2 separate regions of the Homo sapiens genome follow, and region 1 is linked to region 2. The links are chromatin loops, found by intact Hi-C in ENCODE. Cell type or tissue: K562. All regions are shown on one strand. Links, peaks and the distances in the headings refer to the core of each region. The heading gives the core; the rest is flanking DNA. Region 1 overlaps TBPL1 (TATA-box binding protein like 1). Region 2 overlaps SLC2A12 (solute carrier family 2 member 12).

Region 1 (2,814 bases), core at 12-2,511, 60 kb before region 2:
GGAGATACATGTTTGTTTATTTCACTTCAAGAGCTTAGCTAGTGGATGAAGGAAACCTTTTTGAAATCTGATTCTTGATGCCTAAAATTTCAACTTTGTATTCTGGCTGTGGGCATGCAAATTACAAGCAGTGACACTTTCTCAAGCATGATTACAGCTTCTAACCAATTCAAACAATAAAGATAATGGTGGACTGCCTTCACTTGAGTAGACACGATATTTGCTCTTGTCACATGACTACCACTTTGGGAAATTTCAAAAGGATGAGAGACTGTATACGTATCTGAGGTTTTTCCAGGCTACATAGACAAATTTGATTTTTGTATTATTAACCAGTCAATCTTTTCTTTAGAAGACAGATGGAGTTTGTGTATTTGTGTAGTTGTGAAAAAGCAAGATTCTGGAAGTATGTCTTTAGTGGAAAGGAATCAGGTCACATCAGAAATTCTACTTGTCTGTGACTAAAGGGTGATAAAATAGAGAATTTGGTTTAAATGGCTGGTTTTGTGGGTTGAAGCATGCTATGGATCCCATTAAATGTTTTTAAAAAAAAACTCAATAGGGTGATTTCTGGGGTAGTGGAGATGTGCCTTTGTGTGGGAGTCAATAATGAAAATGTTTAAAATTTCACCAAAAAGTACAGCACAGAAGTTTGGCTGTTGGTTACTTTCACCATCCATTAATAAAAAATACTGAAAACCAGACGGTGTGTTAAGGACAGAGTTTTCTTAGGACATATGTGGATGATTTCAGCATTGAATTGTGCTTAGCACAAGATAGACATCTGTGTGTAGACATTGGCCCATGGTATGTTTTTGTTTTTTAACTCACTAGGTGAGAACTTAAGTCTTACTTAAAAGCAGTAAAAAAATTTGTTTCCATTAATAAAATGGTTCCAAAGAATCAGGTGTTAACGTTCCCGCTCCTGATAAATTACAAGTATTTTCACTGTGAGACAGAAGAGTTTTGATCAGAATCAGTTACGTTTTCTTGAGATTGGGATTGGTACAACACTTAAAGAGTACGGACTCTGGATGCAGGCAGCCTGTGTTCAGCATCATGGCTGTGCTTTTAATTAATGGCATGGCCTTAAATATTAAATAGCTTTCTCACTGCCCTGAGCCCCAGTTTCCTCATCTGTACTAGGGAGTTAATACTACTACTACGTTACAGGGTTGCTGTGAGAATTAGCATAAAGCACTTAGAACTTTAGTTAAAAGCTTTAAAAAGTATTAGCAGGTGCTAGTAGCAGTGGCACTGGATATTATTTTAAAGGTGAACTGTTGGACCACTTGGATGCTTTGTTTCTTTGGTTGGGAGGCTTTCTACTAGAGCATTGAAATTCTTTCTTTCTTTCTGTTCACTGACTATTGGACTCATCTCTGCTGTTAGGCTTTAGGAGGGGGAAGTACTTTTTTTAAGTTTTGAATTGTCACACAGGCATCTGGTTATCACTGATGGCAGATGGACTAAGTAAAGAGAGACATCTCTGTTTCTTGGAAAAGGAAGGCCGACAAAGCCTGGGCTGGCACCATGTTGCAGCTATTGAAATACTATTTCCCTGTGGACTTGACTTGTTTAGCTGTATGATACTTCTGAATAAAAGGAATAAACCCCAATGGTTTCATTTAACAGAATTAGGCTTTCGTTAGAAGGCACTATTTTTTACTTGTATAACCTTAGTTGATGGTAAACTTGAAGCTTGTTAGTATCAGTGTAAAGCCATGTGTTGTGAGCTTTCTGTGCCACTATGAATGTTCTAATAGTAGCTTTTTTTTGTAATTTTAGAAGTAGCTAAAATTGCTGCTCTGCCCCAGTAATTCAGGTGGCTCAAGAATGACTTCGTAGGATAGCAAAATTATTTGTTTATGGTAAAGCTAAAAACAAATACTGAAGCTACCTAATCAGGAAAATAATTTGATAATTATAGTTTTGTTTAGGCTGCTGCTGAAATAATAGCTAACTTTAAAAAGTTAAGTCCAAATGTTTTAGTTTAGTTGTGTGGACATTGGAAACTGCTGACTAAAAATAAATGTTTCTGCCTAAACAAAGTGAATTGCAGACTGTTCTTTCCTATTCTGGCTAATAACCAGGTCTTAGTTTTTAGTTGAAATCCATTTTTATAAAATATATACTATAGAGGTTTATATAAAATATATTATTAAAAGCATATTTTGCTTTAAATGTGCAGGGTAAAGTGTTATAATTCCTTCTTCCATGTTGTGCTGGTTTTGTTTATTTGTTTCAGCTGGTTTTTATAAGCTTCCACACACTAAGGAGGTTGGCAAATATGCTTGTATTTAGAGGTGTGACTTTTGTTTTCCTGTTTAAGAGAGGAAATGATCATGACTGTTGCACCAAATAGATAGAGATATATATTTCCTTTAGTTTTAGATACCCTGAGGACTGTGCTGGGAAATTTTTTTTTTGTTTGAGACAGAGTCTCACTCTGTCACCCAGACTGGAGTGCGGTGGTGGCATCTCAGCTCATTGCAACTTCGGCTTCCCAGGTTCAAGTGATTCTTGTGCCTCAGACACCCAAGTAGTTGGGATTACAGGCATGCGCCACCACGCCTAGCTAATTTTTATATTTTTAGTAGATGCAGGGTTTCCCCATGTTGGCCAGGCTAGCCTCGAACTTCTGACCTCAAGTGATCTGCCTGTCTCAGCCTCCCGGAGTGCTGGGATTATGGGCAATGGGCACGAGCCACCATGCCTGGCCTGTGTTAGGAAATTTTTAGGAAAACAGGTTGCCATGGTATCAGTACTATAGTCCACAATAAAACTTGCCTGTTTTGAGACAAAGTTCTGTCT
Region 2 (2,814 bases), core at 217-2,716:
AAAATAAATAAATAAATAAATAAATAAGATAATGTCTCCATCCAGGGAAGACATCCGGGTAGCTTACTCTCTATTATGAAAAATGTGGGTTTGCTAGGCTGGGGTGTTCCCTCAAAAAAAAAAATTATGTGCAGGTGTCATCTGGCCCCCTTCATGTTGACCTGTACTGGGGCTAGGAGAACCTGGGCAAGTGTTGATATTCTGGCTATTGCTTTGCTATAGATAATAAACTGCCCTTTGTCTCTGACCAAGGAATCTTGTGTTTTTTGTCAACATCATTAAACTGTGACAGGTTAACTTGTTGATATTCTAGCTATTGCTTTGCTATGGATAATAAACTGCCCTTTGTCTCTGACCAAGGAGTCTTGTGTTTTTTGTCAACATCATTAAACTGTGACAGGCTAACTTGTTAGCTTGCAAATGGGGTAAAATCTCAGCCCCTTATGGTTATCAACAGTTTGATTACTTGTGGCTATGGTATGATTTTTCTACAAAGATCTTTTAGTACTATTATCAACTTTAGATTGCCCATTCACATCTGAGAGATTTAATGTGATTCTTAAGGCTGAGATAATCTATTGAAATATTTCTATAACCTCTAATGTTTAATTAGGTAAGCAAAAACACTTCCCTCCCAAATTCCAGGTTTAGATTGTCACATATTTCTCTTAGGAAAACCATGAAGGAATTTCCTCCAATCTTTTTGGTAAAAAGTTTAAATACATTCAATTACATGAAACCAAGGTAGGAATAATTATCCTACCTTGGATGGGCTATTCTCAATCTTTTTCTCAGAGGAAGCTGGGTCTCATATTTGGAGAAAAACATGGAAAAACTTAAAATAAATTTTGTCTAACACTGTACATTTTTTTAAATGGCCTTCATTTTAGTGAATCTAAAACATGAAACTTTTTCAGTCACCAAATATTGCAGATGGCCTTGCATACTCAATTTAGTAGCTTTACTCAGAAATAATTTTTGGCCAAATGTGTGTGAGGTTCCACACAAGCCACATTCACCTCTCATTCCCTGGATATTGGGTCAGAGTCATACCAGAGGACATCAAGATATCCAGTCCCAGACTAGGGAGCTCCCCCTTAATTATGGAAGCTGAAAGAGTTCTAGAAAGAATTTTTTGATTCATCCAACAAATATTTATTGAGCCCCAGTTGTAGGCCAGGTGCCATGTTAGGCCTGGAGAAGCCAATGTGAACAGGGCAGAGTTGATGTTTGCACAGGATATATAGTCTAAATTCGTTGCACCAACTTAGAAGAGTGGACATTTAGGCCGGGCACGGTGACTCACGCCTGTAATCCCAGCACTTTGGGAGGCCGAGGAGGGCGGATCACAAGGTCAGGAGATCGAGACCACCTTGGCGAACACGATGAAACCCTGTCTCTACTAAAAATACAAAAAAAATTAGCCAGGCGTGGTGGCGGGCGCCTGTAGTCCCAGCTACTCGGGACGCTGAGGCAGGAGAATGGCGTGAACCCGGAAGGCGGAGCTTGCAGTGAGCCGAGATCGCGCCACTGCACTCCATCCAGCCTGGGCGACAGAGCGAGACTCTGTCTCAAAAGAAAAAAAAAAAAAAGAAGAGTGGACATTTGTATGTTTCTCAGCCTATATCTCACCTTTCATCTTTCACCAAAGCTTCATGATTCTCTGTAAAACCTGTCTGGTTTCCTAGGAAGCCCTCTGGACTGCAGGTGACCTAGGATTGAACTATGTTTCTCAAAGCCACAATCCGGTCTCTGTGGTCCTGACTCAGCTGGATTTATGTGTAGAGGGAGGGAAAGAAGACCACAGCATCGTAAATCAATAAAGGGCTTTAAGCACATCCTATGTGTCCCAGAGTGACTTAAGCAAAATGCCTGTTGAAGTCAGTGCTGGCATTATCAGAACTGTTCACCTCATGTCTAGACCACAGCCAGACATTTAATAACACTAATGACTAAGTGTACTAAGTCCATGCCACAAACCATGCACTGAACTAGGGGCACTTTATACAGATTCCTTCATTTAACTCGACAGGCCATCAAGTGGATACAATTGCCCTGTTTTCTAGATAAAACTGAAAGCTAGAGAGATCAATGGACTTGCCCTAAGTCCTGCATGGTGGTGCTGGATTCAAGGCCAGGCAGTCCAATACCAAAGCCTGGTCCACATTCAAACACAATGGCTTTCTTGCAGCTCTCCTCACCCTTCAAGCTCATGTCCTCAAAGCCATCTGACCTGCCATTAGCCCTGCTTCAAGACCCCCTCCTCCAAGATTGTCACACTGCCTTCTTCATACAAACGTTGGCCCAAATGTTACCACCTCAGAAATGTCTTCTGTCACTATCATATCGGAAATAACCCTCCTCCAAGCATGCCCTTTCACTTACCCTCTTTTATTTTTCTTTATCACTCTTACCTCCACCTAAATTTTAACACTTCTGTCTCCTGAAACTGTATCATAGGTGTGTTCATTTTTTTTTTCTTTTCGTCTGTCCCTATCACTGGTTCGTGAAAATAAGATGTGGATCTCCAGCACCTGGTACTGTGCCTGCCATGTTGTGGGTGAGCAAGACACATGTGCTGGATGTGTGAGTGAATCAATGAATCCCTACCACTTCTCTATCTTCTCCTCTTCCTCACTCCAAGATGTTTTCTGGCTGGAATTTCTGCCCATTTGAGTCCTCAGAGTTGGTAGAAGAGATCAGGGGAGGTTATTTGGTGTCATCTGTCACTTGAATATGTGAATACAAAGGTAGCTGAAGGATGACAGTCGCAGCTTTATCACCTAACTTCGTATGTGACCTTGGGAAACATGC

The links. Peaks named below come from ENCODE experiments on the same cell type or tissue, not always from the same donor. Only the 100,000 strongest peaks of a DNase experiment are listed, where the experiment ranks them.
Region 1: a loop joins it to region 2, with 7 times the contacts of the local background. A loop is called at or near these places in 2 of 110 quality-filtered maps.

What each region holds. Positions count from the first base shown.
Region 1 is chr6:133,956,625-133,959,438 of GRCh38, forward strand. All of the region lies in intron 1 of TBPL1 (TATA-box binding protein like 1), which reads left to right. All of the region lies in intron 1 of LOC128092253 (umcharacterized LOC128092253), which reads left to right. Among named protein-coding and RNA genes, the nearest start is that of TBPL1, 4.8 kb to the left of the region's middle. In K562, for the core only: no CTCF peak of the experiment used is centred there; a DNase peak (open chromatin) is centred at 1,477; H3K4me3 peaks cover 1,752 bases.
Region 2 is chr6:134,016,285-134,019,098 of GRCh38, forward strand. The region is part of intron 2 of SLC2A12 (solute carrier family 2 member 12); the gene reads right to left. Among named protein-coding and RNA genes, the nearest start is that of SLC2A12, 35 kb to the right of the region's middle. In K562, for the core only: no CTCF peak of the experiment used is centred there; a DNase peak (open chromatin) is centred at 1,767; H3K4me3 peaks cover 498 bases.